Regions from separate parts of the Homo sapiens genome. Here region 1 is linked to region 2. Evidence: chromatin loops called from intact Hi-C (ENCODE). Cell type or tissue: PC-3. All regions are shown on one strand. Each heading gives the region's core, and the rest is flanking DNA. Links, peaks and the distances in the headings are about the cores only. Region 1 has its middle 310 kb from the start of KCNH8. Region 2 has its middle 320 kb from the start of SATB1-AS1.

Region 1 (4,404 bases), core at 299-4,298, 75 kb after region 2:
CAGCAATGAAAGGAAGATCTGAGATAGTCATCTATGACCACAGTGCTCTTCAGCAAGCATGTAAAGAATGTTAACAGTTTTGTCAACTTCAGTTGATTAATGGACCTACCTCTTTTGGTTGATACAATTTCTTAAAAATGTGCAGGTGTTTCTGTATGGGAAAGTGTTGTGTTTTGGTGCACAGGAGAGGTCCTTCAGAGGAGGTTTCTTTGATCCCTAACAATGTGCCCAAAGGCACAAGCAAGAAAAGGGTACCCAGCCCTATTCTTTCTTCACAATAAAGGGACCTGGAGTGTGAAGCTGAAGTATCAATCATGGTTCCCAAGTTGTTGACCGCACTCTGAAAGTCTGAGTTTCCTCCGTAGCTGTGTCCCTTACTAGCTCAGTTCAATTGCAGTTGGTTCACTTCTAAGTCTTAATGATCAGGGCAGAAAGTATGCATGCCCAAGCTATCCACAGTTGAGGACAGTGAGGCCTAAATCATAGTTTAATGCCTTTTGAAAATAAAACCCTATTACCAACACTGGATTAATGAAACATGTGCACACTCATGTGGAAAAAAATGTAGAACAGAAGTTTAATTCATTGTGCTTATGGTAAAAGCTGGTAGTTCCTTTAGAATGGCCATTGTTCAGCTCATATATTCATTAGATTTATTTATCTCAAGATATAGATAAAGAAAATAAGACAATAGTCTTATTTTCCTATGTGGTCCACTCCTCTAATATCCAGAGGAAGCTGTAACTGGGGAAAATGCTAATAGTAGTCATGGAAAAAAGAGAAGAAAATAAACAATTTTAAATGCTTACTATGTGTCAGTCCCTGTCCTTCCCATAGCTTCTTAACAACCATACAGTAAAATTAACCCGATTTTACTGTTGGGGATTGATGTTGACAGAGATTAAATAACTTGACCAAAGGCTCAGAGTAACCTGCCAAGTGAGAATTCAGATCCAAGGATACTGTTTTCCCTGCATCTACACCTCTTCTGAGCCACAAGGGTGATAGTCATGTTTATGATACTTAACTGAAACAAAACAAATGGAAAACTAGCATTCAACTGAGCTCTTTTATCTTGAGTCTTTTTTTCCTTCTTCCCTTCCTGTCTGTCTTTTCTCTTGACTTTTTATATTTGAAATATATCATTCCTGTTATAAATGCCAATAATACACCAAAAATCTTGACTCTATTCTCTCATAAAAGACAAAATGACTTTTTCCAGACACATTAAGTTAGATGCTTGGCAGTCAAGAAAAGTGACATAGGATTACATAAGCTAAGAAGAATTGCAGTGTATCGTTGGTATCTATGTTATATTATTTTTTGTGGGGGGGGAAAGGAGCTACCTACCAACAACTCATTTTTAGAATGATGTTGGCATCCTATCGTATCTTCTCCAAAAATTTAAGGTTTCTATTCTGACATGCTTGGCAGGAAGGGCAATTTTGCATGCCAGTAATAACAATGAGTTATTCAAGGTCACATAGCTTGTACGTGGCAGAGCCAAAGACTCGAATTGAGGTCTGCCTTATTCCAAAGACATGCTCCTAACATATTTCGCCATGTTGATGATGAATCTGGCATTAACCACTTATAACACATACCACACATACTTATACATATGCACATGCACATGTATTTTTCCCTTTGAAAAACATCAAGGAGTACACTTTTCTTTCTTCTTTTTTTCCCCTGGGAGTGTCTCTAGATCTATACTGTCCAATACAGTAGTTATGAACTACATGTTACTATTTAAATTATTAAAATTAAAAAAATTAATATATAGTTCTTCAGTCACATTAGCTATATTTCAAGTATTTAGTAGTCGTAAGTGGCTAGTGGCTACTCTAATGGACAGCACAGAAATAGAACTTTCTCATTATTGCAGAAAGTTATATTGGACAGTGCTGCTCTAATTCTTTAGTCTGATAGTCTATGTAAATAAAACTGGTAGTAAAAGTTTATGTAATATATTTGTATTAGATGCCACTATTTAAATACAGCACGTTTCTCTATAAGCATGCGCCTGCTTCAGCTGAAAAAGAGTTTTAATTCATTCACATACATATGTATTCATTTAACATTTTTCTTGAGTATCTATTATTTGCTTGGTACTGTGCAGAAGCAAGAGAATACAAACATAGTACGTCTCCTGTGAGTAACTCACAGGCAAATGCTGAAAACAGATATAGAAAAAATGTAATTTCTGTATAATCTGGAGAGTTTTGTAACAGAATTGAATGCTGTGGGAGCAGGACTATGGTTAATACCACTGTCACTGAGATTGGTGTCAGTAGGGCTACCCTTCTGCTCTTTGAACGATCCAGCAGGACAGTCCTTCAACAAATAACCCCATGAGAATTGCATAAATCTACCCTGCCAGTCAGTTATTTAGCTGCTGTCCTCTGACTTGACTCTCTTTCTTTTCACTGTGGCTGAAAATGGTACCAGGAAGCTGCATAAAACACCAGTGAGCTCTATCCCAACAGCAGGTAGGCATTTCTCTATTTCCTATCCCTGCTTTACAACATAAGATATCTTCTCAAAATCACCCCTGAGACACGGGGAAGCCAAATACAAACAGACGGGCCTCTTGCTTCTCCCCAGTAAATCATTTGAAATTAAGAGCACTTCCATTTGGAGCCAAGCAACATAGGAATGCTAGAGGGCAAATGCCAGGCTACATGGGAGAATGCAAGAGCTGGCCTACAGGCAAGGTTGAGGCTCCCCACAGCTCTGCGTTAAGATGCCACTTTTATTATAAGGGAGAGTAAACAATCTTTATCCAGAATCTGTGTGTGTTGGTTTGTGGCTTTAAATAAATAATTCCTAGCTCAATGTTTCAGTCTCCCTTGTCTAGTTAGAGTTGCAAAGGGAAAATTAAATGGCAAAGTTGTACCACTGGATTACTCCAAGGAATGATCTTAATATTTGACTTGCAAACTGTGATTAATACTGCCTAGGTAATGCTTTTTATGGAAGGATGGGATAGTGATCCACGTGTCATTTAGTGAAAGTCGAAGCCAATTACACTTAAAAGGAATCTGAAGAGTTCATCCTTTGGATCAAAGAGTCAGGGGATATCTGAGCATTCTAGAATTCTTCCCCTGAGAAAAAGAAGCCAAGAGCAGCAAGGAGAAGAGAATGATCCCATTGTTTAGGGAGGGTGCTCAGGTGGGAGTATTTCCTCCGACAGATCATGGCGTCTGCTTCACATTTTAGTTGCCACCAATTCTGAGGCTCATTTGCATATAAAGCATCTGGAATAAGCAAAACTAATTTGAATCTTCTTTGATAAAATGTTAGCTGGATTAAAGGATCAGGTAGCTGGTTCCTTTACAAGATTCACTGGAGGGAAGTCAGACAGAGAATGAGATAAAATCATTAGGCCAGTACCACACTGGCAACTGTTCCTCTGTAAACTCAGTCTCTGAAAATGGTATGTTGATCTGGCAGCTCCCTTTCCTCCCCTCCGGACTTCATAGTGATCTACAGCACAGAATTGTTTCACCAGAGATACACCTGTGGCATTCTTATCTTCTCCAAATTTTTTAGTTCCTTTGATAGTCAGCTTTACCACAGGGCTGGGGGGACACCCAATAAAGTGTCCTACTTTAAACACCTGGGTAAGTCATTGCTACAGTTTCTATCAGAACCTATTTTAGGTGGCTTCATCCCCACCCCCCACCCTTTTGGCTAAGATAATATCTGGCAAAAACAGCAATGACACCATTCCTGTACCTAAATGAGAAGTCATTTTTAAGTGTATCTTTTAGAATTCATAACAAAACACAGACTTGTAGCTGGAAGCGATCTTAAGACCTCACAATTAATTCCAATTACTTAATTTAATAGAAAAGGAAACTGAAACCCAATGAAGCAGAAGTTTCTACAAGATCATATAACCAGTTAATGACTGAGTTAGGCTTAAAATTCCAGACTTCTTATTTCTAGTCTGTGGTCTGTTCCGTCTAATGCCGGTTTATTCAATTTTATTCAACAAGTAGTTATCAAGAAACACCTAGGAGAAAACATCTCTCGTCTAGGCTCTGGGGAAAAACAAAGATGATGAATATGCAATTATGTTCTCAAGGAGCTTACAGTTAAATAGAAGGACAAAGCTATTGATATAAATAAAAGAAAAGTGGCCTAAGAAAGAGAAATAAAAATGCTATTGGTGTTCAAAAGAAGGGGAAAATGGAGTTCTGGAGCTATAGAGAATTTTCTAAATGAGGGTAAGCAATTGATTACGATATTGGGTAACTTTTGTTATTGTTTCAACCTTTCACATTTTGAATTAATCTATTGGCCCACTGTGGTGAGAGTGAGGATGTGCCCTAGGACAAGGCCATGGCATATATATCTACATGCTAATAAGGAGTGATGCAGGCCAGCTTAGCGATG
Region 2 (4,404 bases), core at 203-4,202:
TCCACCGCCCTCCCACCACTACTTTTCAGGGCTGACATGAGCATTAAATGAGATGGAATACATAAAGGTGCTTGGTATACTCAACCAACAGCCATTTTATTACTCATGTGCTCTCTCAGTTGTTAGTGCTTCTTTTGTTTATGACTAGTACTGGGTGAATTGCAGGCACTGACAAACAATCACTGACTTATTTTCCTACCTCCCAATTTGTATTCCTGTTAGAAATCTGACAGACTGACACCAGAATGCCAAACCTGAACTGAAGTGCAGTGACATCTTCATATCCTTTAGCTGCACAAACAATCTAGGGCAGCAGTTGCAGTGCATTTCCCAATACTTATATTTCAAGTATTTTTTTGACATTTAACACCATTAGAACATATAGCAGAATCCAAGTACAGTTTCTTTGAGGTAAAAATGTGAGTGTTTTTTCATATCTCACTGTGTTGAATAACCTTTAGATGCAAAGTTAGCACAGCAAACATTGACACGATGCAGGCAGCTCAGTGCAGAGTGCCTAAAAATAAATATAAGAAGTTCATATGCTACCAAAAAAAAGAGTTAAGAATTTAAATGGAAAAACAGCTTTGAGTCTTATGATTCACGAGATCTCACTATTGTCTTTGATTCCATGGATGCAATTGATTGGATGACACTAAATATAGTTTTACCTATTAAATATACATAGTTTAGATAAACCTATCATTTTACTTTTTGGTCTATTGTCTTAAAAGTTTTCCGGCAGTTGTGAAGTGTGATTATTTCAACTGTGGTCTCAATTTGTGTGACTCTGCAAGACCATGTGATTTTGGAGTCAGAAGTTCTAGATTTGAGTCCTAAATTTATCGTTTTAGGTCAACTTGGATGACTTTTCAGCTCCTTGGTTTTCTTCTTCATATGACCATTAGGAAATCCTTTAAGGATATTTTAATTACACAATATTCTTGCAAGGTGACACTACTCTTTCTCTTCACCCTCACCTTCCAGTGGGTGTGGTTTTTGGATGAAGTACTAGAGACTGCATTCTCTCATCCTTGAAGATGAGGTATTTTCTCAGGATGCTTCCTGGTCCTTCAAGCACCGTTGTTTTCTGGCAAATATCTATTCTCTTTTTTAATGGCAATAACATTTCTAAGGTTTTTGGAAAACCTGCCTCCCTTCTTTTCAGCCCTGTAGTTTAATGAGGTTGACCTTAATTCTGGTTCAACTGGTAAATCCAGATTTGTTTAAGCAAATCAGTATATACTATGTTCCTGATCACAGTGATTGATTAAAAGACACTAAAACGTCCCAGTATCAGCTCTCATTTGGAGAGTTTGAGTCACATGTCCTTTCTTTGAGCCATCAGAGTACATGTGAGAACTTTGGCTTGAATGCTCAGATAAAGACTTCCTCTTTCCTGCTGAATAGAAAAGCAGATACAAAAATCCATGAGAGCTTCTGGAAGTCACTTTCAGAGTTACGTCTAAATGTAACTGGGCTTTTTGTGGCATTTTAGAACCAAAGGTTCAAGCTTTGCTTGAAGCCAATGTTACCTGACTAATGTAGTTTTATAAGTCAATAAATCCATTTTAGTGCTTAAGTCCTGTGAGTTGTACTTTTGTCACTTGCCAAAAGGTCCAAACTGAAATACATAGGCCCTCTAGATATACCTACACATATCTGAATCTGAAGGTGAACATGAAATAAACTCAAATAAAACCCTAGTTGCTTGTGAAAGCTTAGAATAATGTTAAAAACTGTACTGATACTGTTACGCCTCTATCCTTCCCTTACATCCAACTTCCTGGGTATTTTTTCTTCTTTCTTTTAAATTCTAATACTTTTGGTACTACCCATAAAGAGTGCTATTCAATCCCACTGGCTAACCAATTTTTGATAATAACAAGAATATTCCTTATATAGCACCTACTTTGCTAGATACTATACTGATTGATTTATATCGGTGCTTAATCTATAAGAAGTTTGTTAAGTAAGATTTATTATTCCCATTTTAAGATGAGAAACCTGATGCTTCGGAGGGCTAAGTGACTTGCACAAGGTTACATACTAGTAAGTGGTGCAAATAGGATTCAAGTCCAGGCATCCTGACAGAGTTTGTGCTCTGTCACTATGTTGAGCTGACAATTAGTTTATGGGTGTGTCCTCAGGACATGAAGTAAGTTGACATAGTCCTCCACCCTTCCATGTTTATTCAATTCAACAAATATTTATTGAATGTTTAGTAGGTGCCAAATACTTTGCTGGGTGATGAGTAGATAAACTGTAAGCAAGCCAAGCACAGACTCTGCTCTCCTGGAGCTTACAGTCTAGTGGGGTTCGCATGCCAGATAGACTGTATGTGGTAAGAAACACCGTAGGGGACGCTGCTAAGCAAGCACATGGCAGTGTCACCCAACCCATCTAATGGTATCAGGGGAAGCTTCCAGGGTCATGTGCAGCCTGCACCGTGACTCAATAGGAATTGGCCAGGTGACAGGTGCTTAAGCTGGGAGAGTGAGAAGTACTTCAGGGAGAGAAAATAATGTGAATAAAAGTCTGAAAAGAGCATGGTGGGCTCAGAGAGCCAAAAGAGTTTTGAATCTTATAATAGAAATTGGCCATAAAGAGAGGCTAGTAGGTAATCAGAAGCTAAACTACAGAATTCAATCTTCATCTTAAGAATGATAATGGGGCCGGGAGCAGTGGCTCACACCTGTGATCCCAACACTTTGGGAGGCCAAGGCAGATGGATCACCTGAGGTCAGGGGTTTGAGACCAGCCTGGCCCACATGACAAAACCCCGTCTCCACTAAAAATACAAAAGTTAGGTGGGTATGGTGGCACACACCTATAGTTTCAGCTGCTCAGGAGGCTGAGGCAGGAGAATTGCCTGAATCTGGTAGGCAGAGGTTGCAGTGAGCTGGGATTGTACCACTGCACTTCAGCCTGGGTGACAGAGGGAGACTCTGTCTCAATTAAAAAAAAAAAAAAAAAAGGAAAGAAAAGAATGATAATAGGAATTAAGCATTCATGTCTTGATCAGAAATATTGTATAGGAAAATCACTTTGGTCATTTGGGAAACAGATTAGAGAACATGGGGACTGGGAGACTATATGGGAGGCTATGCAATAACACAGATGAAAGGCGCAATGGTCTCAACTGGGGGTGGGAATGTGGGGAGAAAGAGAGAGAGGGAGAGAGGTGAGGAGGATGAATATGAGACCACTTTAGAAAATATAATTTGTCTGACTTGGTGACGTTTGAGGAAGAAGCAACATTAAGAATGATTCTGGGTTATATCTGGGATAACTGGGCAGTTAGTAACCAATTTCACTGAAGCGAGGAATTCAAGAAAAGCAGGGTTCAAAGTGAAGGGGAATTAAATCACCGCCCTTACCAAGTCAGTGGTTTCTGAACTTTTGTTTTAAGGAGACTTCCAAATTTAATTTTTGATTCTGCTCTCTTTCCCTATGCTGCACACAGTATTGCTACACTTGGTTAAAAATATTGTCTGACTTTCTCAGAAAACAAAAATTTGGAAAGCTGCTACATCCAACACACACGAAAGCCACTGCAGTGAGTAGAGTATAGGGAGGTACTCTAGACCAGAAGCCTGACACCCCCAATTATATTATACAAATTTTCTATGGGACAGATTTAAAACAACAGTAGCAAAACAAACAACTTGCTGGTGCTTGAAGGTTTAAGTGAATATTGGAAGTAAACAATAGATTTCATAGAGGAGTTCCAGTAGTGATGCGATAGGAAAAAAAGGTATAAGTCAACTGACTCTATGCCAGTCATTTTCTTGGACTTTTAAGCAAATTATTAACACACTTTAATAAGGGGCTTACAGAGGAGAAATCCTTTGATGAACCCAAATAATGGGAGAAAAACATGGACTTTTTGAAATCAATTTCAGAGACATCCTGCAAAATTAAGCTCCCCAAAGCACAATACACTCAATGCTCCCAACCCCACCACTGATTTGCCACCTTTATATCCTCCTTAATAGTCTCAGTTCTTAGATTAGGAAAACATAAGCATCTGGTTATAGCAAATACAGCCAGTGGTCTCCAAAACACAGCCTTTGGTAAAACAAACAACCAAACAAACAACAAATAAGAGGCATAGGGTACTAAATCTATGACAAAGTTACTGATCAGTGATGTTTCCTAAACTCTGGGATTGCTGACAAATATTTACTTTCTAGATTCCCCTGATCTGTTTTTAACTCTTTCTCTACAGTTTTTCATTATATATCCACAGACTATGATAGGAATGGGAAATTAGGGTGGCCCACTGTCTCAGTCAGTTCAGGCTGCTATAACAAAATACCTTACACTGGGTAGTTTATAAACTGCATAAATTTATTGCTCAAAGTTCTGAAGGCTAGGAATCCAAGAAATAGGCCTCAGAAA

What was found. Hi-C counts contacts between places; a loop is a spot of excess contacts. Peaks named below come from ENCODE experiments on the same cell type or tissue, not always from the same donor. Only the 100,000 strongest peaks of a DNase experiment are listed, where the experiment ranks them.
Region 1: it touches region 2 in a loop (2.9-fold over the local background); 1 of 110 quality-filtered maps calls a loop at or near these places.

The regions. Positions count from the first base shown.
Region 1 is chr3:18,840,685-18,845,088 of GRCh38, forward strand. No RefSeq gene overlaps it. Among named protein-coding and RNA genes, the nearest start is that of KCNH8, 310 kb to the right of the region's middle. In PC-3, for the core only: no CTCF peak of the experiment used is centred there; no DNase peak of the experiment used is centred there.
Region 2 is chr3:18,765,820-18,770,223 of GRCh38, forward strand. No RefSeq gene overlaps it. Among named protein-coding and RNA genes, the nearest start is that of SATB1-AS1, 320 kb to the left of the region's middle. In PC-3, for the core only: CTCF peaks have their summits at 2,357 and 2,560; no DNase peak of the experiment used is centred there; H3K27ac peaks cover 803 bases.